3 separate regions of the Mus musculus genome follow, and all the other regions are linked to region 2. The links are chromatin loops, found by intact Hi-C in ENCODE. Cell type or tissue: heart. All regions are shown on one strand. Region 1 overlaps Ppfibp2 (PTPRF interacting protein, binding protein 2 (liprin beta 2)). Region 2 holds the start of Ppfibp2 (PTPRF interacting protein, binding protein 2 (liprin beta 2)). Region 3 overlaps Ppfibp2 (PTPRF interacting protein, binding protein 2 (liprin beta 2)).

Region 1 (8,000 bases), 120 kb before region 2:
GAACGTCAAACCAAGAAAAGATTTAGAACTACGCTCTGAGCAGTGAAACTCACAGCAAAGGCATCAACCCTGCCTACTGCTCGCCATGTAGGAACCTAGTCATAGTCTAACTCTGGCTGTCAGAGTATAATGTGGGGCCCAAGTCAATCGTTGAACTGCAGCAAGGAATCAAGTGAGTACCAGTCCTATTGGTGACTCTTCTGCCTGCCAGGTTTTGCTCAGTGTTATCACACCCTGCAGCCAGTATTCTCACTATTTTCAAAAACTACTGTCTTAGTTACTGTTCTATTTATTACAAGAAAGAGACATAGTGACCAAGGCAACTTTATAAAAGAAAGCATTTAACTGGGGGCTTGCTTATAGTTCCAGAAGGAAGAAGTTGTCCATTGTCATCATGGCAGGAAGCAGACAGGCATGGAGCTGGAGCAGTCACTGAGAGCTTTACCTCCTGATCCACAGGCAGCAGGCAGAGCAAGAGAGAAACCGGGCCTGGCGTGGGCTTTTGAAAATGTAAAGCTCATCCTGGGTGACACACCTCCTCCAACAAGACCACACCCCCTAATCCCTAATCTAGATAGTCTGCCTGACAACTAGGAGCCAGACATTCAAATTTATGAGCCTATGGGAAGGGGAGGGGGGATGTTCATTAAAAACATAACAGATGCCAACTTCTGACATGTGCTCTGATGCAGAATGCCACCCACCCAGCCTGCCTGCTCCAATGTAGGGCGTCACATACCTCAGTCTCTCTGCTTCATCACAGGACTTCATCAGCCAGCCTGCTGCTCCAATACAGAGCTTTACCCGCTCACCTAGTCTGCTCTCGTGCAGAATTCCATCCCCGCTCCCAGCCTGCTCCTCCAGTGGAGAGCTCCAGGCTTCCCAGGTCGCATGCTACCAGGTTAATAGGAGGAATGAAGGCCACTCTTAAGAGACTTGGTATTTCTCAGCCTTCTCGATGGTTCTGAATAAGCCTCCCCTCACATCCTCCAAATGGGACAGAGATATAAAGGAAAACAGGAGATGCAAGGTCAGGCTTCAAAGCTCTGCAAAGCTCACTATGAAGCACATTCTTCTGCTCTGGGCTGTACCCAGAATCAAGAGAGCAAAGTCTGGCTACTCCATCCAGCTTACTGAGATGGACACCCATTATGGACCACACATCATTTGGGGCCTGTGTGTCCACTGGCTTATGGATAATGGTGCCAATGGCTCCTAACAACTCTAGCCTTAGGATTCTCAACCCAAATGCATCTCATTTCCACCAGGGTCAGGATATTCTTTAGAACTAAATCTCTCAACTTTTCTTGCATGGCTCCTCGCCTGTGGTTCTTTAGTGTGGTCTCTGCTTTCAATGTTACTCTTGTCTGCTAGCCTCACAAGTAGACTTCAGTGAAGTGGGCCTACTGAATCAGAGTATAGCATCTGGCTCTCAGGGGTCTCTTCTCCTTGAGGCTGGCCTCTATATGAGGTCACTGATGTACTATCGATCCTGTCTTAATTACTTTTCTATTGCTGTGATAAGACACCATGACCAAGGCAACTTATAGTTTATTGGGAGGGGGGGGTGTAGTTTCAAAGTCTAGTCCATGACCATGATGGCAGAGAACATTATAGCAGACGGGTGGGCAGGTATGGCACTGAAGCGGTAGCTGAGAGCTTATATAGTAAGAATGAGGCATAGACCACTAGCTAGGAATACCGCCCACTACCCGATGACACATATCTTCTAAAAAGGCAACATCTAATTCCTTCCAAACAGTTTCAACAACTGGGGACCAAGTATCCAAAGTATGAGCCTTTGCCACAGATCCCAAAGTCCAAGTGATTTGACTCAACCTTCACTCTGAAACAGCCATAGAACCAGGAAAAACTACAGGCTCTCTGCTATCTGTAGAAAGCTACCTGTCCCACAGCTAGATGGATGGATGGATAGCCCCATCCAGAACCATGAAAACAATGGCTCTCTCAACCATAAAAAAAAAAAAAAAAAAAACCCTGCTGCTTGAGATCCTTGACAATCAGAAGCTGGCAGTGTGGCAGAGAGAAGTGCTCTGGGTCCCTGCAGGGCAGGAAAACATCTGCACCCCTACAGGACTGTGTCTTACTAAGCTCAGGGCACAAACCCTACTGTTGTTTATTAGGATGAGCCACCTTGAGGGACTGAGGAGGCTGACACTGAAAACTGAACAGCTTACAAATACAGAGAGGATTTCAGTTTGGGAAGCTGCCACTTCAGGAAAAAACAGGACAGCACAGAAAGGGGAGACCCAGGTCCACACCTCGCCTTGGCCACTGAAGTCTTGTGTTCTTTAACAGCAAAATCAGTGTCAAACACAACCATAGCACTACTCTCTGACTTAAAAAAGAAAAGTGTGCAAAGGGCTGGGTGGGTTCTGGTGGGAGGTGTTTCACACCTGGTAATTATTAAAGACGCCTTAGCATCTCACGGATCCACATGCCAAGGCAGAGAGCTTGGGTGGATTAAAAAGAGTTTCTTGGTTTTATAACAAAGGGTGATGTGTGCAACTTCAAAGGTCTCACCGGGGCTGGACTGGCAGGAATGAGTGCCGTAGTGGAAAGTTTTGAGCTACTGGAAAAAACAAGGCTCTTAAATTGGTGAAAACACAGCCAAGCACACACAAGGCTCTGTGCTCAGACAACAAAAGTCCATGTCAGGCCAGGCCTGCCTGGTGGTGAGAGTGTGGGAGAGTTACTTGCTCTCTCTAGGCCTCCATTTTGTCATCTGAAAAATGGTTAAGCATGTTATGTTTATACATGGAAATATGACTATATAAATACTAACATCATGTGCAGCACTTCTCTTTTAGTAACTTAAATCATCAATTTTCAAATGGGGAAAAAAGCACAATATATACTTTTGTATAAATCATCACCAGAAACTGGGGAAGAAATGTAGAGGGGGCAAGAAAGAGAAGAGAAAGGGAGGGAGAAGGGTGGGGGTGGGGCTCATAAACAAAAACACCTGGTAGGGAGGAACCAGTAACAGTGGCAGCAGCTGGGTGATCTGAGTGATCTTTATTCCTTTCTGTTTAAAAAAAATTTTAATTATTTTATGAGTTCATACATAAACATACATGATGTGCCCACATGTGTAATTATGCACCACAGGCCGGCAGTGATGGCAGAAGCCAGTAAGGCTTGTCAGGCCCCTAGAATTAGAGTTACAAAAGGGGAATGGGGGAATGATTGGGGGAAGAACCGAGGGAAGGGGAAAGGATTGGGGGCGGGAGTGACCGACCAGGAAGGGGGCAGTGAGCAGGATATAAAGTGAGTAAGTGAAAAATAAAGTAAAAACAAACAAGCAAACAACAACAACAAAAATGTGAACACACACTGAACACTGAAATGCCTGCAAAGCGTCACCAGGTGTCACCTGTGAATGGCTCTACAGGACCTAAGGGAAAAGCAGAAGTGTTTTCTCTTAAGTGGCAGTGTCCCAGGCTTCCTCCAGGAGAAACTGGACCTAGAGTTTCCTTCTTCCTCCTAATGCCCAAGTGAAGCCCTTTGTTATTGAATCCTACTATCTGTCACTCCCCAGAAGGCACAGTCCGGTAATGTGACAGCCACACAATGCTAGTGAGCAGATCAGAGTGACCAGAACTTTGCTTCTGCTCCAACAGTCTCTTCTCTGTATTGGGAGATTCAGTGATCTTTTATTCATTTTGGAATTTATTATATATTTTTCAAACAACAGACTCCTGAGCTGACAAGATGGCTCAACAGACAAAAGCTCCTGCCTCCCCAACTTGACAACTCAAGGGGACCCACTTCCTAAGTCCCTGACCTCCACAGGTAGCCAGAGCACATGCTACCCAAACATCGGTGCTCCATCCATCCCACCCTCACACACTCTAAAAATAGCTTAACTAGTTTTAGTGCTATGTTTCCTATTGTTCACCTGACAACTAATTTAACATTTTTAAGACATAACACACAGACAAAAATATTTAAATCTTTTTTTTTCTATTTTTGTTTGTTTGTTTTGGTGTACTGTTGTTTTCTGGGACAGAAGCATGCTATTTAGCTCAGGCTGGCCTGGAACCCACTATGTAGTCTAAGATAGCCTCCAACTGCAAGTGACCCTCCTGATTCAATATGCTGTGGGTATGTTGGGATGACAAGTGCCCCAAGATACCTACCCAACTTAACACTACTTTTAACCCCTGCAGTTCAATGAGGAGAAACTTACAAGAAAGAAGAAAACAATATCCCACTAAAGAATTTCTTTTCGGTGTCCTTTATACAACAAGCTCCCCAATACAGTAAAAATGATTTGGTTGAATAAATAAAGCAAGCTTTATCGTTTGAGAAATGCATGATTATTATTATTTCTAGAAAACCAATAATGACAGGAACTGCTGAGTTTACACAGGTGTCTCCAGCAATCCCAACAGTCACACTCCCGAGTTCTGCTGTCACTCACCTGCCAGCCCACTCGCCCACTCTCCCAAGAACCTCCTTGGCTAAGTCAGGGACAGAAGGATGCTGCTGGGGAAGGAGGTAGGGCCGGGGAACCTCAGCGGCTCTCACTTCAGTTTCCCAGGCTCCTCATGAGGAACCTTTTTACAGCAGAACTGCACTACAGCCTAGGTGCCACTGTGTGGGGCTGGTTTGCACTTCCACACTTCTGTTGTAGGGAAGCCTGAGAGCGAAGCCCCTCCCAGCAGGGGCCCCACCCCTCACCCTCCTCGGGTGCCTCCTACTGCCGGTTACCTTGGTGGCCTTCAGCTCCCACTCATACTGGTTCCGCTCGTTCTCCAGCTCCTCCACCTTGATTTTGAGGTGCTTAAGCTCTTGCAGTAACTCCTGAAGAGAAGAGAGAGAATGTCAGAGCTGTGACAGATAAGGAGCAAGCAAGAAGGCTCCAAACTGGATAAGGCTCATGCAGAGGGGGCTGGGCCAGCAGCAACTGTCGACAGCTGTCTGGAGCCAGCAGGCTCCGTGTCTGCAGCTTTGTGCTTTAAACTGGTCTGGGATCCAGGAAAGGCTGTGTTGTGCCCGTTTAAAAATGAAGGCCAGGGAGTTTCAGACATGAGAGAGAAGAAACTGCAATGTACATATGTGTGCATTTGCATGTGCACATGTAGGCCAGAGGACAACCTTAGGTATATTATTTAGTTTTTTAATTTGTTTTTTCCTCTAGAACAGGTAGGTCTCTTGCTGGTTGGCCAGCAAGCCCCAGGCATCTGCGTGCCTCCACCCCACACTGCTAGGACTACATGTGGGACTGTGGGGTTAGGGGGCGAGGGGAGTTATTTTATTGTTGATGGTAGTGATGGTGGTAGTTTTGTTTGTTTGTTTGTTTTAAACATTTGTTATGGAGATAGAACTCAGGTCCTCATGCTCATCACTTTACCAAGCAAGCTACCTCCCAGGCTAAAACTCAATATTATCCTCTTATTCGTATATCCTGGCATCCCCTTCCTCTGACATCTGAACCTCCATGAGATGTGCCCAGCTCATATACAGGTGTCACAAGTAGACAGGTCAAGCTTGGGAGTGGAAGGTGCAGAGATGCTGACGTGGAGGCAGCTTCCCTGGTAGTGGAGAGAGGAGCAGGAAGCGAGAGAAGCATCTATTTCTCTGTGAGGAAGGTGGGGAGCCAGAGGAGGAAGTGGCAAGCCTCCGAGGCTTCACAGGCCGTAAGAATCAGAGAACAAACGCTGAGTGCCAACCGCAGATGCCAGCATGAGCGTCCTGTTCTGACGAGGAGGTTAAACTAGAGAAACAGGAAGGCATGCAGAGAGGAATCCAGTAGAGGCAGAAAGTGAGACTGCCCACTGAGGTGGAACAGAGATTAGCTGTCACATGCACTGGAGATGAGACTGGGGAGCTCCGGGGTGGGAAGATCTACAGATGAGTGTTCACTATGGCATTGTGGATGGGAAGTCAGTGACGCTGCCTGACTGAGGAAGGGATGTGTAAATCACTTCTGCATACACATTTGTACAGGTGGTAAGCAGGGCAGGAATTTAAGCTCGCATCCTCTAACTCTGGGATCTCTGGTTGAAAACTCCCTCAAGAAAGGGGCAACACTCAGCAATGTTATCTTTGTTGGTTTGTTCTTCTTCTTTTTTTTTTTAAGATTTATTTATTATTTATATGTAAGTACACTATATCTGTCTTCAGACACACCAGTAGAGGGCGTCAGATGTCATTACAGATGGTTGTGAGCCACCATGTGGTTGTTGGGATTTGAACTCAGAACCTTCATAAGAACAGTCAGTGCTCTTAACCACTGAGCCATCTCTCCAGCCCTGTTGTTTGTTTGTTTGTTTGTTTTGTTTGTTTGTTTTTTGGTTTTTTTCCCTGAGGCAGAATCTCAAAGACTAGGCTGACCTGTAAACTCACTACACAGTACAAATCGGCCTCAAGCTTTCAAACCTGCTTCTACCTTCCAGACCCTGGGGATTACAACATGCACTGCCAATGTGACCTGCCAACACTGTTGTCTTGAACCAAACTTTACTTCGGTTCAGATAACAACTGCTTCCTATCCGAAGAACTGCCATAAAGGTCGTTAATTCTATTTGGGTCCAAGCTTTACCCATGTCACATCCACGAATGTTGTTATGTCTCATTTCCCTCCAAAAGTACCACCCAGAATGCAGTGAGTGTTGGTAACCTGAGTAGCTTCAAATAGTTGATCCTTTGTGCCCTAGGCCCTATGGAAAACCTCAGTGCTAAACTCCCAGAGGACCAATGGCATTAGCACACCCATCTGATCATGGCACTCCCTTGCTTCTCGGAGCTAACTCATGACCAGCCTGGCCTGGCCTGGCCTGCCCCGGATAAACTCTAATATGTCCACTGGAGAATTTTCAACTGCTTCCCAGCTTATAATTACCCCATTCTCTTTCTACCTGCCCACCATGTTAACTCCTGCCTACCCTTCAGCCTACCCAAGCAAAGACCTCCCCATCACATTAAAACGCTCTCTGGGACTCTTCAGGTGTTTCCTACAGATCTCCTGTAAGGTTTACCTAATGGATAGTTCTGTTCCCTTCTGTGAGGTCTGGGGAGCCTTTCTGAACCTCTTACCCAGCAGATCCTGGCACATAGCTGTTGATGAACAAACACCTGATACTCAAGTCATCATTTAACTGGCTTAGATGTCTTTGCATTCTGAGATAATCTACCATGAAGTGACACTCCTTCCACATGAATCTTATAAGATAATTTATTAAAAATGACTTACAGCTGAGGTAAGTATTTCTTGATACTTATTTAAAAAGGGTCCTCTAAGCTAAGGTGACTGTGCCCTTGATCTTCATCACTGGGCTCCGAGACTTTTGGTTGCCTATTTAGATTTACCAGAGATTCGGAATCCTTTCCTAGTAATATTGTTGGCCCTGCCTGAGCCGTTCCAATGCCCAGCAGGCAGGAAGAGTCTGTCTGTTTTGTTCCTATCTTGGGGGGCGGGGTGCTGCTCAGTTTGCTCAGAGAGGGCACCATGCCAGCTGGGGACAGAATTAAGAAAGTACAGGCTACTGCTGTCTGGGTTCTTGTGACTTCTTTGGCATATGGCCCAAAAGGTCATGAACTCACTCTATTGTGATTATTATGTGGATATTGTTTTCCTGGAAGTTCAGGTGATGACTTAATTATTCATAACAAACGAAAACCCTGATGTGTTTACTCCCTGGGGTGAGGGATGTGGCTAAGCTTCTCTAAAAATTGATTTGAAAGGATTTTTTCCCATGATGCTGTTGGGTTTTTTTCCCTTAAAGAGAATCATACAATGGGACTTCATTTAAACATCCAGTCCAGGGGGAGGGATAAGTGTCTGGATCATAGACTGGGAAAAAGAATCCTGAATCTTGCTTTGGCCCAAATCCCCCACCACTCAGAGCCTGCGATACATCTTGATCCTATTCCTAAAGATGGGGAATGTGGCCTTCTGAGGACTAGTTTCACCTGCTCAAACCCTGACTGATGATGGTCCCAGAGCCCACCTCACATCAAGAGAGGTCTGT
Region 2 (8,000 bases):
TTTCAGCTTGCTGGAGACAAAGCTGAGTCAGAACGCCTCTAGAAGTCTGGGGCCTTCTGGAAGTCTCCACAGAAAGCTCATCAGCTTAATTTAGGGTACCCATCTCCTACAAGGCTTTTTATCACAAGTATTAGAGATAATAACAGTCCCTGAAGAGAACCACTAGACGCAACAGACTGCCGCTTCAGAGTTTATACGAGACAGAGCTCACCTTCCCGAGACTCTAAAAATAAACACACATAGGTGCCTTCAAGCACAAACAAAACGAAATTCTAGGGTAGCAAAGGGTAAAGGAAGTGGAACTCCTAAGAGGAAGGAGGAAGCAAGAAAACCAGTGACTCAGGAGAATCCAAGCCCAGAGTTTTAGCTTTACTTTTGTGCACAAAGGGGTGACCGTCATATCTTATATGGAGTCACACACTTTATAGGTCTTAACGTTTAAAACATGTCACCTATATATTCATTCTTTCTCCCTCACCAGGGGATTTGAAACAGTAATGAATCATAAATAGATCTGTATTTCAGGAGAAACCATCCCCACACAAACTTATGGACACACACAAATTAGCTGCTGACCAGTATTGTCGAAGTAGTGCATCCAAAATTGAACTAGAATTCTCCAAGAACTGTTCCTTTTCCTAGAGTCTTATTCTGCCTAACCAGTATAAAGGCTGACACCTCCCTTTTCCTGGCCCTGGTATTTCTAGGGTCTCTTTTGTCTACTCACACTTCACTCTCCTCATAATTATCTGAATTGGCCTGCCAGTCTCCTAACTGGCCTTCCAGCTGTGGTCCTTCAGGCGCTACCAAGTCCAATAGTGGATCCCACCCGGCTGTTATTAGAAACACCTGGAGAATGCCAAACATGCCTGGGACCTACTTAACCTGAAGAGTTTGCAAAACTCCGAGGCCTTCGGAGAGTTTGTACATCACTCTTAATACTTGATACAAACAAGAAAGAAATAGGTTAGAAATACAGAATGCCAGACTTCACCCCTGACCCACAGTGTCAAAAATCTACTTTTGAAGATCATCTCTTGATTCTCAAGCTTGTGTCTGAAGCACAGGGCTCTAAAATGTCAGCTGACCTTTCTCTCCACAAATGTTTACTAGATTTCTGTCAGGCTGGGGGTTGGGCAGGTCAAAGTTCAAGGACTCTAACTTTGATAAGCTCAGCAGACCACAGTCAGTCTCTGCTTAATATCCCATACATTGAAGTCTGTGGCCTTGGGCCAGCTGGGACCATTGGTTTTGTTGTTATTTTGTTCTGTCTACCAATCAGGCCAGGAACCAAGAAGGACCAGTAGCCATTTCTTATAGACTGAGTTTGCCTTATAGACCTCTCCATGGCCCAGGTCACCGCTAACATCTTCCTGTGACATCCCTCATATAGATTGATCCTTCTTAAAACCTACCCAGATTTTCCTTATTCTGGTGAAAAAAAACAAACAAACCCCTAGAATTTCTGTAAGTTTGTTCCAACCTTCATCTGTCTTTATCTCTTACATGTATCTCTTATGTTATCCATCCACTTAGCATATCTGCCTTAGTTACCAAAACACAGACAATAGTAGCAATAAACTAAAATCGGCACATCATCAAACCTCAGAGTGATACCACTAATATATTATGTGAGGGCTGAGTGTTGTTGCTCAGTGGTAGAGCACTTGCCTAGCTAAGCATTCACAAGGGTCTAAATGAGATCACCAGTTCCCATCACCATCAGCCTTAAATAAAATCCCAAATGAAAATAACAACAAAAGACTTAACAATATTCCACTTCAAAGTCACGTAAATATGCATACAAACGGGCTGGTGAAGAAAGAAATAATTTCTAATCAGATAACATGTTTAGTATACCAATAGTAATCTAAGACTGAAGATTAATTAGGTCTGTAATTGACTTCCTTCCTGTAGTTGAGCATTTACCTTAACAAAATACTCGGTAATCTAATAAACACTACAGTCTACAATATAATCAATTAAGGACCAAGAGAAATGAACACAGGCAGAAATAAAACCAAAATATGAAGAGGAAGACTGATCTATATCAAATATCTCAGTGCTCTAAGAAAGAGCTGAATGCCTATTTGAATCCTACCGGAACCTTGGAAGTTCTAGTTTTTAAACATATAATAACCTTATTTTGATCGGAGGGAAAAGTATGGGTCTGGCGTCAGGATGGAAGGAGGGAAGAGGACCCACTTTTAAAAACAGAAGCATCCCCACACCCTAATCCTGCCTTGAGCCTTTGGGAAGTGTGTTGCATTTAGCAATTAGTGCACAGAACTGCTCCTGGCCAAAGCGCTCTGGACCAAAGGTCTATGGAACAAACCCACCTAGGTATCTCCAGTTGATGCCACTGCTGCCCTCACGGGACTCAAGGCTTGGGTCAAAATCGCCCGGAACTCTGAGATATCGGAACACCCCGGTATCCTGGGGACCACTCTGCCACCTGTAGAAGCGCGGGGCAGGTGGCACATCCAGAGCGAGGTCGGGTAGAAAACTCAAGCAAATCCAGGGGAGTTGCTCCCTTTTCTCAGTCTCCCAGACAAATAAGTGGGTCCCCAAGTCTTGAAAACGTTCGAAGGTCTAAAAGACCACAGACGCCCAACTACCCATGTAGTTCTTGGATCTGGGGGTACTCAGTTCCCGGGATAGCGGTGAGCCGAGGCAGGGAGACCCACTGACCTGGATGCCAGAGTGCAGCTTCTCTCTCGGAGGCTCAGGTATGCAGGTCGCTCCTGTGTCCCTCACACTTTCCAACATAAGAGCGGAGAACCCAGTGACAGGCCACTGGCCCAAGGACCAACTGCCAACCAAGTGGCAGACCCGCCAGCACCGACCCGGTTCGGCACCCACGTGACGGAGGCGGGGATCCCAGAGAGGCTGGTCCCGGAGTGTGGCTCTCTGGCTGCTGGGACCTTCCCCCTAGGAACCGCCCCTCTGCCACCCCTCCTCCTTCTCCCGCACCGCAGTGGCCCGCGAGGACCCAAGAGCCACAGTTCCAGTTCCACAGGGACTTGCCTGGTCAGCCCCGCCCCCAGGCAGAGCTCCCGTGCTGGCTCAAACCCCGCCCCTCCCGGGAGACCACGCCCCTCTCTGGGTCCAGCCCACTGCTTGCACCTAGGACTCTTGCACTCTTCCGGCCGCAGAAAGGACCCTAGGCATTTTCCTTGTGTCCCACTGTGCTCAGGTCTCCAGAGTTTTTGTAATCTGTCAGCAGGACGAGGAAAGCGTGCGGAGAATTGCAGAAAGGAGCACCGAAGCGCAAGCGTACACACACACACACACACACACACACACACACAGCGGGCCTTGTGTAACCCCATTGAGATTAAGGGTAGTCTAAGACCTGTATCATTCCCAATCAGCCCAGACCAACCCCAATTTGGGTTCCATGTCACTCTTAGATCTGTCTAACTCAACCTCCGCCGCCGCTCCCCCCGCCTTTCCTGAAGGTCCCTCTAGTGGTTAAAGCTCTGGTGTTCTGTCTTGTGAATAGCTGAAGACAGAACACTTCCTGTGCCCTGCAAGGTCAGGTACAAGTATGCAAAACAAACAAACAAAAAAAACCTGGAGACCGAATCCCAGCACCTACCTCGAGCGTGCATAAGGCCCTGGGTTTTACCACAGCTGCTTGCCCTACCCGGGCCTCCAAGGGCCGGTTGCTCATTTTATCTGCTTAGAATCTCCAGGGCCTCAGATGGCAGGGATACAGGGACTCTGGCAGGAGTCTCTACTAAGCTGGACTCCAGTTGCTTACACCTGGAGTGTTGACAGACACGACTCGTCTTTTTTTTTTTTTTTTTTTTTTCAAAATTAGTCTAAAATTACTGGTATGACCAGAGGCTTGCACACATGAACAGAAGATCATAAATACTGTGGCAAACAGGTGTGTGAGCACTGCGGGGACATGGCCAGCAGCAGAGCAAAGGCAAAGCCAGTAGAGGAAGATTGGGGCCCCAGACTTGTGTCACAGCAGGACACCCTTCGGTTCTTTCACTTCCTTAAAATAGCGGGTGAGAGGCTTTTGGAAACAGAGCCTGCGCAGTTCATATAAGTTCAAGTGTGGGCAGTTCCAAATCCCACTGGTAGCTTGGGGCCACGGGGGCAGTTTCTTCCCCCAGGCCCCCAGAAACTGCAGCATTTTCTCAGAACTATACAATTATTTTGTAAAATGTTTTATGAACTTGGCTTTCTCAAGCTTCTGTGCAGTTTGGGAAGGAGCTTTAAAAGTACAGACGCCGGGCGTGGTGGTGCACGCCTTTGATCCCAGCACTCGGGAGGCAGAGGCAGGTGGATTTTTGAGTTCAAGGCCAGCCTGGTCTACAGTGTGAGTTCCAGGACAGCCAGTGCTACACAGAAAAACCCTGTCTCGAAAAAAAAAAAAAAAAAAAAAAAAAAAAAAACAACCAAAAAACAAAAAAAAAAGTACAGACGCTCTCCTCCCATCTCCAGAGGGTCTGATCTCTTGGCGTTGGAGAGGATAACCTGCATATTCGGAATTTGAAAAGCTCCCCAGGTGATTCCAATGTGCAGCAATATAATAAATAACCATTTCTGTGGGTCATGGAGACACCATCAATCTTCATTTAAATCCAACCAGAGTGGAACTGAAAAGCACACGTGAACGATACAGAAGCAGGTGTTCCAGGGCCCTCATGCTGTTAGGAAAAGCAGCAATGAACAGGTCCTTTCCAACGAAAATTTCACCTAACAGGGATATCCTGCCTGTGGGGATTCTGTGTACCAGGGTGTACTGTTTGAGACAAATCTATCTTGCAAAACTATCAAATCCCAACATTTCCCGGATAGAAGCCAGACAGCACGCTACAAACTGTTCACTGAACTTCAGAGGAACCATATAGACAGAGCTCACTCCTTTGGATGATGCCCTTGCACCCTTCAATGTGAGTAGGTCATGTTCTTTGTCAGTAAGGTAGGTGACATGACTCTGCCCATAGAGCAGATATCGACCCTGGATTCATGGTGCTGGTATATCACAGTTATTCATTCATATCAGCCTCATTCTGCAAAAGATTTAGGCTCTCAGGGCCATTCCATCAGAACTGTGTGGGTCATTCCATTCTGCCAAAGATCTACTCAGATGCATGGGGGTGGATCTCTCTTCACAGCCTGTGGGCCCAGCCTGGACTTGGCAAAGACAGAGAACAGCTGCAAGCACACAAAAGCAAGCCTTCTCATATGACCAACCTGGAGAGGCAGAGACCTCAGCACATGACACAGGCTGGCACTGCAGCCTCACTTATGACCTAGACTCAGCCAAGTGGGACACACGTGGGAAACACTTTGAAAAAGAGCCCCCTCTCAAGAGTCACACTGCCCTCTGTAACGCCTAGCATGTCTGCTGTGGCAAAGCTGCTATCTGGCTTCCATCCAAATTAGAATCTTTACCAAGGGCCTTTGTGTGTTAGGGACCGTTGTTCACAGTAATCCCAACACAGTAATACTGGAACACTTCTGTGGTGATGGGATGTAGGCAAATAGAACCTGATGAGATTATTTGCTTAATCTCACTTTTATTACACTGAAAGCTACAAGAAAGAAGCAGGCAACAGAAAAACAAAATGGGACTAGAATTGTATCGTTACCCTTGGACTGGTTTTTTAGAGAAAGCAGACTTTGAAAGACCTGTAAGACCTTGTACAGACATGAAAACAGGCTAAGGGGCAGAGTATTATTTTTAGGCTGAATTGATGGACACACTGATTAAGGATAAGTGAGCAAAGTGTCTTAACTTCCTTCCTTGGGTGATGGAAGTACTAGGAGGCTTGCAGCCTTTCCTAGCTCTTTCATTTTGTCCTTGCTGCTTTGAATAACCCACAGGAACTCTTACCTCTAGTTTAGCAACTATGAAGGTGTGTTCATACCGTACCAAAAAATAAATAAATAAACAATGTAAAAAGAGCTTTGTAACTAGAAAGTAACATCCAACTATTCATGGTTTTACATTGTCACTGTATCCACTTGGCCTGGCAGAAGGGCGAGGCTAAAGGAAATAAAAATCAGACATCAACAAAAAGTGTTATGGTCTTCTGAGTGAAATGTGCCCTATGGGCTCGTGTGAACTCTTGGTTCCCAGCTGAGTGCAGGCCTTGTGTTACTATGATGAGGCATGAGTTACTATGAGGGCAAGCCTTTAAGTATCTTAGTGTAGCCTCTCTTCCTGTATGCTCCCTGCTTCCTAATTACAGATGTAATTTAAACATCTGCCTCATGCTCCTGCTACCACACTTTCACTACTACCATGATGGACTATATCCATTTTTATTAAGACAAGACCTCCTGTATTGCCCTGACTGGCCTAGAACTTACCATGTAGACCAGGTTGACCTCAAACACACAGAGATCCACCTCCTTCTGCTTCCTGAATGTTGGGGCTGAAGGTGTGCCTGGCTCCCTTTTTGTTTGTTTGTTTGTTTTTTGTTTTGTTTTGTTTTTTTGAGACAGGGTTTCTCTGTATAGCCCTGGCTGTCCTGGAACTCACTCTGTAGACCAGCCTGGCCTCAAACTCAGAAATCCACCTGCCTCTGCCTCCCGAGTGCTGGGATTAAAGGTGTGCGCCACCACGCCCGGCCTGGCTCCCTTTTAAAACAATTAACTGGCATAAACCTTTTCTCCCTTAAGTTGCTTCTTGTCAGTTATTTGGTCATAGCAATAAGAAATGTAACTAATATAGTTGGACATTGGAAAATCTTTATAAGTATTTGAAAAAGAGGACAGCGTCTGAGTGAAGTCCAGAGAAGTCAATACCAGGACTGGCAAGATCCTAATTGCTGGATGGGGAATAGAGCAGAATTAGAGGAAATGCTGGAAGGCAAAAGGAAAGATTGGATGTAAGTAAACCAGACAAAAGAGGCCTTAAGCCCCATCAGATTTGGGTCAGGGTAGGGTATTGATCAATTGAACTGTGACCGCATCCATGCTTTCAAAAGATACTTAAGGCAGTGAGTGACATTTGGGAAAGGAAGAATATGTATTTCAACTTTTAGAACCTATTCCTATGTGCATCGAGAGGGCCAGATACTCCACTATAAAGGGGCTGTGACCTCAGTGTCCCGGAAAACCACTGCCCAAGTCACACTGCTCTCCCTCCAATGCCAGCCATTACTCCAGAGGCAGCTTTTTCTTTGTCTGGAGTTTGTAAATGATCTGATTGCCTTCATTCCAGGCATAAAGCTGCTTATCTCTGGGGTTGTAATGGATCATGGAGTGACTTCTTGGCCGCCTAGGGAAGAACAAATTGGGCAGATGCTCCTCCCTGACAGTGCCCAGTGGATCATAGACACAGGTGATTCGATGAGAGCCCTGGCCACCGGAACTGTAGACAACATAGAGGACCCCACACAGTAGGAATGAAGCTTCCGCATCCTGGCTTCTACACGGTGTATCCCATGAATGTTCTACTCCCAAAGTGTCAGGCTCAATTTTTGTGAGAACCAAATGGCCTTGGATACCTGGTCCTGAGTGAATGGCCCAGAGTCCGTGTTCATCCACAGCAAGGTCAATGTACGTAGAGAGAGAGTGTTGATAGATGGGTGCTCGGCCTGCCCCTCCTGGGAGAAGCATTCGATCTTCCACAGTCTTCTTCTGCAGATTATATTTAATTATCTCATTAGAAGTTCCTTGATTGTGAAAAAAATAGAAAGCTTTGGTAGACCACTTGCCCTGATCCCTGCCAGGAAAGTGGTAAGATTAACTTACGGGGACCAGGCTTGATGCTATCTTCCATGAATGCCCGCAAGTTTGCAAATTCCCAAACTGTGTTGTTTCTGGATCCAGCTAATAGATACACTTTTGCAGAGTTACTGCCAGCATCTTTCATCCAAGAGCCATCTGGGTCCACGGTCTTCTTCACTATTTTCAGAGACTTTATAGCCATCAGCATGTTGTCACAGCCTAAGCAGACAGGAGAAAAAGAACAGGTTATTTCTCAACAAGTTATTTATGAGGTATCTACTTTCTAGAATACTCAC
Region 3 (8,000 bases), 150 kb before region 2:
ACTAGCTCACAGAATGTTCTTTTCCTCTGGTCACAGGAACATTTAAAAGGAGGGCTGAGCATGTGGCTCAGTTGGTAGAGTGTTTGCCTAGCACAGGAGGCCCTGGGTTCAATCCACAGTATCATATAAAACCAGGCATGGTGACACATTGTAACTCCAGTACTTGACATGATCAAAAGTTAAAGGGCATTCCTTGGCTACATAATGAGTCAAGGCCACCCTGGGATACTTGAAACCCTGTCTCAAGAAGGAAAAGGGGCCTTTGACCTTCTGTTGCGTTAGAAAGGAACACCAAAATCTAGGGTATTCTTCCCCACTTTGGGTTTGGGGGACAGAAGGGGAAATGGTAGAAAGAGAACCGGTGAACATGTTAATCCACTAAAGGCCAGAAACTGGGGCACTGGAAATGGGAGCAAACTGGCCTGCCCGCTGTTTTGCAGGCATTACGCCCATGCTACAGCTGATTCGCCACATCACCAAGGACACCAGCGATGAGACCAGGATGTCCCTCCTCTTTGCTAACCAGGTCAGTTCTGCAGAGTCAGCGCAGAGTTTGCTGCAGTAGCATGGAATGTTCCGAGTCCGGCCTCTGTATGAATTCATTCCTCCCCCATTGCCTGAGGGCATGCTGCTTGGCTGCCTGCGGCTGTGGGAGGCTTAGTGGGCTCAGCAAGCCTGCTGCTGGCAGCTGAAGACGCTAAGGCCAGGCCTAACCTGTTTGTTTCTGCTTAACTCCTTTCTTCCCTACAGTCCTACTCCATACACTGAACTTTCTCCTCAATTCCCAGTCTGTGTTAAATATGTATGTATATGTATTACTTAATATAAATAAGTATTAAATAATGGGTGTTCCTGCTGGACATTCTAAGTTCAGAAGAATATACATGCTTTCATTTGTCTTTTTCCCTATATGTACTATGTATCTATACATGATACATCCTCATACACGCACAGTTTTTTTTCACTTAGTAGTATCAACACAGGCATTTTCCTCTTGCTAAGTTTAAATATTCACACCAAAGTAATGTTTTACTAAATATTCATTCAGGTTCTCTCCAGATTTTGGTCATAAACAACAAGTAATTATGAGTAATTGTTAACTTTTATTTTCTGAAACAAAGCCAGAAGTAGAATTACTGGACAAGAGCCATGGAGGGTTTGATGACCCAAGCCTGGGCACTCTCTTGGAGCCTTGGTCCACTTTTCCCAGAAGCAAATGTAGACCACCTTCCCCTGGCTCCTCAAGAGAAGGCCAACCTGCACTAAGCTTGTGTCCTTTGGCCTGCTAGGCCTGACCCTAGATGCAGGGAATTGAGTGGGGACTTTTGCATGCAGTCGGTGGTCTGCGCAGCCAGTCCTTCAGCCAGAGGGCAGCCTTGCTGTTGGTACCCCCACCCCACCCCTCAGCCCCTCCAGCTCTTTAGTCACTCAGACAGGGAGTAGCAGGAGCTTGTCTGCCCCTGGAGTCTGGCAAGGTCTTGATCTTGGACAACGGCAGTTCAGTTATGAATGTGCAGACCCATGGGTTCAATCTAGGGAGGCATATTGGCTGTTTCTAGAGGGCCCTTTATAATGTTCCTTCTTTTCTAGACAGAAGAGGATATCTTGCTGAGAAAGGAGCTAGAAGAAGTCGCCACGACTCATCACAAACAGTTCAACCTGTGGTATACCCTGGACAGGCCTCCCAGTGGTATGACCCATGTTACTCTCCTTTATTCTGGGCCAGCTCCACCCTTGGACACACCTATAGACTAGTCTCTAGCTTTTGTCTGTTTTGTCTTTAAGGTTTACTCCATAGGAGATTATGCCTGGGGGCTCTTGGTCTATATAGGGCGTACAAGAATCTGAGTGGGAGGATATTGGGAGCAGCAGTTTTTAATGGGAGTCAAGGGCAGGTGTTAAATACCTCTTCCACACGCCACACACTGCACTGAGTATAGACTCTGAGCCACCAGGCTAATTGAGCACGTACTCTGCAGTCAGCACATTGCACCTAATATGACCCCTGGCCCCTTAACCTCGTGTACCTGCTCATGGCTACTTCTTACCTCCAACCTCTTCTGGACAGCAGACTTCAAATGCTGAGCTTCAGTCAGCTCCTGCAGCCTCACCTAGCATCCCAGGAACTTCCGTGCACCTTGCATCATGCATTACACATCTCCTGCTTCCCTGATCTATACTGCCTATACCTATAAGCTGTCCACCAGTGTGACCTCCTCACCTCCCCCTAACAGCCCCACTTTCTACTCAATGCTTAGAGCAGAGAGACAGCATCCCGAGTCTCCGAGAGCCTAGAATTTGGCAAAAATGCTATGGACGGCAGGGAAGCCACATGTCTGCTTCTTGAGTCAACTATGACAATCAGCAGTGCAGACTTCCAAGCGTTTATAGGGTAGCCTGGTCTCCAGCATCAGGGGCAAATGCAGAACCATGCTTCTTCCCCTTTCTGCTTCATTTCAGACTGGAAGTACAGCTCAGGCTTTGTTAGCGCTGACATGATCAAGGAGCACCTCCCTCCTCCTGGGGAGGACACGCTCATCCTGGTGTGTGGCCCACCACCTCTGATCCAGGCGGCAGCTCACCCCAGCCTGGAGCAGCTCAGCTATACCAAGGACATGATTTTTATCTACTAACACCTCCCACACTACTTAGCGGGTCCCTCTCTCTGCTTTAGAGTGAGTTTGGCTTCACCCTGTTCAAGTCAGGTATTTGCAAGGTGTCTCTCCACGCACCCTTGGGCATGATGTTCTTTTGGTTGTGGGCCTAAGAAGTCTTCACAGGCTGAAGACAAAAGTGATTTTTGAGCTTCCAGGTTTGGAGGCTGGGAAGGAAGCCACTTTCTCCATGACTTTCTCCATGGCTTAGCGGAATAAACTGGACTGCTTTGCATTTAGCTCACAATGTGTGGATATGTAGAAAATACACTGGGCAGTCCAGGACTTGCTGATGTGAGGTGAGGGTGAAAAAAGAGTAGGGGTGTGACCAGAACCGGCAATATAGCAATGTTTACGGATAGCATTCCAGCAGGATCCGAACAGGTCTCTATCAACCTAACCACCTATGAACCTTCTTTACATTTCTCTGCTTTGAAGGACAAACTCACAAGAGGGCAAAGGCCTTGTGTGGTCTTCCTTGCCTTGTAAGACACTTTTTTTAAAAAGCTGTATGTCAGGGCAGTAAATCCACAGTAGGTGGGCTCCAGGAATCCCTTTCTGACTCCCTGCATTTTGTACAGCAGATGGCAACATTGGGGATATTTATATTTTAGTATCCTCCACCTTGGCACTGTGTCAAAGTTGGCATGGTTAAGTTTCTTCATTTCCCATTTCCCAGAAGCTGTGCTTCAAATCCCATCATTCAAACCAGACGATACAGGGACCACTATTGCCACCTGCAGGTCAAAGTAAGAATAACATACTGGTGCTCTGCTACTGCAGGGGTTAAAGCTCACCCCAACTCCATTCCTTATAATCTTCCTAATGGGCCAGAGGTTCTGCGGAGCTTTTGTTCTCTAAGTCACACAGGAGGAAACAGACAGCGTTAGTCATGCATTTCCCCAGCCATTCAGACAGTGGGTGGCAGAGTTGTCTTTAAACCTGGATCTGTTTAATTTTATGTCCTTTCGGAAGAACTGGCAAAGTAGCTGCAGTGTTAGCACTTGCTGCAGGATTTGCTACTCAATGTGCGTGTGTGTGTGTGTGTGTGTGCATACGGGAGGGTGGGGGGTACAAGAAAAAAAAAAAGAGAGGAATGGGGTTCCCTGGAGCTCTGCTATATCCTTGAATCTCACCCACAGGGGACCAAACTCCGTCTCAAACAGGCCAGGGAGGGACACTCCCACGTTCATTCACCCAATTGTACTCAGTGTATTCTTTCATAATGACCTCCTCGGGGAAAGACACAACGGCTCACTCTCTGCTACATTGCCCCGCTTAGCCTTGAACTCACTCTGTAGCTCAAGTCATCTGTGAACCCCACAACCCTTCTATCTCAGCTTTCCAACTAATAATAACTAGGATTACAAGCATGTGCCACCAGGGTCAGCTGCAAAGCCTTTCACCACTGGACTCATTCCACATCATTGGATCTTTCATTCCGTAGACCTTCTGGTGATTTCACTCGTCACTGGACAAAGCCTGGAGATGCTTTTGGCTTTCCTAGCTAGAGGAGGTGCCAATGACATCTGCACGGAAGACCAAGGATAGTGGTGACTGGCAACTTGATTAAAAGCAGTACACTTGGAACTCACTTAGGCCACACAGACTACAGCAGCTCAGCTGGTTTGTGTATCGGGTACACATGTGCATATAACCTTAAAGTGAACTGTGAACATCTCAGAGGCATACAATGCTGAAGGGCAAAGTGGATTTGGAACCAAAAGAAAGAATAAAGGAAGTGAAGCAAACACAAATCGGTGGACTCACAAAGGTTGGCATGATGGTGGAAAGGTGGCATTCAAAGGAATTCAAAGCAGAAATGTGACTAGGTGACAGAAGTGGAGAATGGTTGGCAGGGATCATCTAGGAAAGTGAGGGACCAAGTAGAAAACCAGGAGCAGCGATCAGACAGCAAGGCTGGAACTAGAACAGTCATGGCCTGGGAGGGAACTGGCTTGTATGAGACACAACAGGAAAAAACAATGAAGTTTGAGTTTAGAGACAGTCCACTAGGGGGCGGTGTTTGACCAGACACTGTACTTGAGGCAGGTGAGGGGGAAATGTGTGTCTTGGAATGAGGGTAGATGAAAGCTGTTGGGGGATCAAGAGGAGAGTCCTGATTCACAGGCCCAGGCTTCTGGAAGTGGACATGCATACTTCTATGAAGCTGCCCCAGAGGGTCCACTACCCCTCCCCCAAATCATTTCACTCAGCCACTGCAGGACACACAGAACAGCTTATACAACCTTTCCCCACCTCCAATCACAGGCTTTCATGAACTAACAGCTCATTGTCTTTGTTCTGCATTTACCACCTCACCTTCACCTCTGCAGGATCAGCTGCAGTTGGCATATAAAAGTACAAAAGGTAGAAAAGTTGCAGTGGAAAGCAAGCGCTGACAACACAGGGAAACGCGGGGACACGACTGGACACCTGTCCCACCCCTCTGCTTTTGCTCCGGTCAACGCCTACATCCAAAGAGGCCCATAAGCTCCATCTCTTGGTGGCTCTGTGCCAACTCCCCATTGAGGTGAACATTGGGGCTCCACGTGTGCCTCTCTAGGCTCTCAGCCATGAAGAATGTCATCTGTAGTCACCAGCATCAGGGACAGCCAGGCGGGTCATTCAGGAGTTGGTCCTGGCTCAGTAGAGTCTGTAAGAACACAGCCAAAGGGGCAGTTTAACAATCCATAGGCCAAGGCTACGGCATCTTCACAAGAAACAGAGCCCAGGAGTGGCCCATATCCAGCATCACTGACCTACAAAGCTATGGTATCCCAAGGAGCCTGTGCACTAAGTGTTGGACAGACAGTAATGTTAAGATAAAAATGGGCTGAGGTCAAAGCCTGGTATACACAAGTGCTTGTCTTTCTTGCACAGTTTCTTAGGTTCAGTCCCTACCACCACCACCCATACATAGGTACACATAAAACTAAGCCTTTCACCTTAGAGGTAGACTTACTATTTCAAGACCACCAAACATTTGTTAGAGATCACGGGCCAAGATTGTACAGAGATATTTCCCTGTGTGAGCCAAAAGACAAAGTCTGTGTGGCACTGACATAAGGAACTCTTCTACTTTGCCTTTAGACGGTTTTCTAACTGTGGGTAGCCATTTCTTGCTACCGCTGGTTTTCCCATGTGATTTATAAGAGGGCTATCATTGGCCCTGCTTTATTAGGGCTAAATAGTATTGGATATCTGAAAGTAACGAACGCCAGTCTCAGAGGGACAACAACACACCTGAGCTCCTAGAGCTACTAAAAGGCAAATAAGGACCTGAGTCACTCCTACCTTCCCCAAAACGTCTTCACTTGGGACCAAGCTGCCACCCCAGGGAAAGAGCATGATTTGTATTCTTGGGCATGGCAGGCTCCCCTAACTTGCAGGGTATATCTATGATATCAGAGGAGCCATAGGAATGCATGTTCTTCTGTGCCAAGAAGGCAGCACAGGATTCACTGGTCAGAAGTGAATCTGAGCTTGGTCTGGCTGCATGGGTGACCCAGAACTACTTGGGTACCATCATATCATTACCAGCTGAGACCAGGGAAAGGCTCCAGCATCCAGTATGTTTAGGCCAACTCTGCAGAAGGCCTGTGAGCCTGCAATGCCCTGCAGTGTGCCTCAGGGCTGGCTCAGGTTATGATCCACTATCAAGCAGCATCATTTCCTCTCCTGTGGCCATGAACACCACAACACCCCACACCAAGCTCACGGGGCCTTACTAACCATGCCACCAGGAGGGGAGTCGGAATCCTACCGTGAGGCGGTGGATGTCTTGGGAGAGGAGCCCTATCTGTGTCACAGTGCCTTCGGAAGGTGCCATCTGTAAAACGGGCAGCAGCCTAGTCAGCACACGGGTGAAGTCCATGCTTTACAGAGACAGTGGCATGCAAAGCCCCCTCTGCCCAGGTGCATCCCCTCCAGGCCATATTTCCCTGGAGGGTGGACACGGTGTGTTCTAGGCCCTGAGAAGTGTCAGCTGGTGAGACCCATGCAGTTTCGGTTCCTGCACTGCATGCACACCCACTCTGCCGAAAGCCACACTCAGCAACTAGCACTCAGTGTAGAGATGCAGGCCATAGACAGAGCCTGTCCAGCAGTCTCTTGCACGTGTCCAGTGGTCCATCTATTTCCAGAAACAGAGAGCAACAGAGATGAAAGCCTCCAGGTTACTGGACAGGAGGGTGATTTCCAGGCACAGGAGCCCAGATAGCATTGCTGTGGTGTAAGAGGGCATCTTCAGGAGGCTGCAGTCTCTTCGTGACACAGGAGTCTCCTTCTTCTGCCTTCCTTCTCCCTCCCTCCTCGGGTACTGCTGGCCTACACCGTCTTCCTTGTCTGGAAGCTGTAGACATGGAGGTACCAAGGGCAACCTCTTGCAGAAGAAAAAACTGATCCACTAAGGGAATGAGAGTCTCGTGAGGCCACACAGATTCAGCAGCAATACAAGCCCATGCAAGGACTGAAAACAGGTGCATGCGGCCCCTTACTGGGACATAGCTAACAGGACACAAAACCTAGCCTGACCTACTCTACAATAGCGTTAGCCACTGGGTACCAGAACTAAACACTAGTGTTGCCCAACCTGGCAAGCTTGTGCCCACTTCTCTTACTAGCTGGACTTCAGAGGAGGTAGCAGTCTTAAGTAACAGACCATGGCTGAGCCTTCTGTATGTATTAAGAACCAAAATGCTAAACATCACCTAAATCTGAGGTCAAATCAGAATGTCATAATGGGGCCATCACTCCTGCCCGCCCTACCAGATGGATAAAGCACTGCTGTTATTGAAGCCCACTGGACCCAGGAGTCAAATGTTGGCCAGTCCCAAGCTGGAATTTCCTGAGCAGAAGCTCGGACTGGCAGAGTACACATCTCTCCCTGGTCATTGTCTGGCCAGACACAGGCCATCTGGTGAGACCATTACCAGCTAGTCTGTGTCTAAAGCAAGAGACCAGCTCTGTTTCTACTCTTCCAGGAAACAGAAGTGGGCAAGATGTGAAAAGCAGAGCTTGCCAGAAAGGCTGCCTGTTCATCACCCCACCCTTCACTCTAAGGCTCATGCTGCTGAAATAGAAAACTAAATAGGGTCTGTGTGACAGATGTAACCTCTAGCCAGGGTGTGTGTGACACCCTGGCTGCTTCTATGCTTCACAGAGGGATATGAGGCCCAAGGCAATAGGGCCACCGGCATCCTCTGACAGATGTTCCATCTCCTTGATTGAATCCTAAATTACAGGCCCTTAAGCAGACAAGTGGATATCACCCTCCCTCCAGTCCCCAACAAAATTAAAAATGTTTCACACTTTCTACATAAATATTGTTTTTATTATCAGAAA

What was found. A loop is a pair of places that touch in the nucleus more often than their neighbours do. Peaks named below come from ENCODE experiments on the same cell type or tissue, not always from the same donor. Only the 100,000 strongest peaks of a DNase experiment are listed, where the experiment ranks them.
Region 1: a loop joins it to region 2, with 2.8 times the contacts of the local background. A loop is called at or near these places in 3 of 42 quality-filtered maps.
Region 3: it touches region 2 in a loop (2.0-fold over the local background); 4 of 42 quality-filtered maps call a loop at or near these places.

Annotation. Positions count from the first base shown.
Region 1 is chr7:107,705,610-107,713,609 of GRCm38, reverse strand. Ppfibp2 (PTPRF interacting protein, binding protein 2 (liprin beta 2)) reads right to left here. Exons shown (of 25, transcript NM_008905.2): 7 at 4,738-4,830. Among named protein-coding and RNA genes, the nearest start is that of Cyb5r2, 48 kb to the left of the region's middle. In heart, CTCF peaks have their summits at 4,622 and 6,153 (motif pointing right); DNase peaks (open chromatin) are centred at 4,679, 5,709 and 7,439; H3K4me3 peaks cover 705 bases; H3K27ac peaks cover 1,501 bases.
Region 2 is chr7:107,590,071-107,598,070 of GRCm38, reverse strand. Olfml1 (olfactomedin-like 1) reads right to left here. Exons shown (of 3, transcript NM_172907.3): 3 at 6,706-7,923. The coding sequence ends at 7,640. Ppfibp2 (PTPRF interacting protein, binding protein 2 (liprin beta 2)) reads right to left here and starts at 3,020. Exons shown (of 25, transcript NM_008905.2): 1 at 2,692-3,020. In heart, a CTCF peak has its summit at 3,473; DNase peaks (open chromatin) are centred at 2,970, 3,430, 4,000, 5,220 and 1 weaker place; H3K4me3 peaks cover 1,707 bases; H3K27ac peaks cover 1,122 bases.
Region 3 is chr7:107,744,857-107,752,856 of GRCm38, reverse strand. It overlaps Ppfibp2 (PTPRF interacting protein, binding protein 2 (liprin beta 2)), which reads right to left. Exons shown (of 25, transcript NM_008905.2): 25 at 7,960-8,000. It overlaps Cyb5r2 (cytochrome b5 reductase 2), which reads left to right. Exons shown (of 9, transcript NM_177216.4): 7 at 441-526; 8 at 1,591-1,690; 9 at 2,461-4,402. The coding sequence ends at 2,633. Among named protein-coding and RNA genes, the nearest start is that of Cyb5r2, 9.2 kb to the left of the region's middle. In heart, CTCF peaks have their summits at 3,398 (motif pointing left) and 4,675 (motif pointing right); no DNase peak of the experiment used is centred here; H3K27me3 peaks cover 1,250 bases.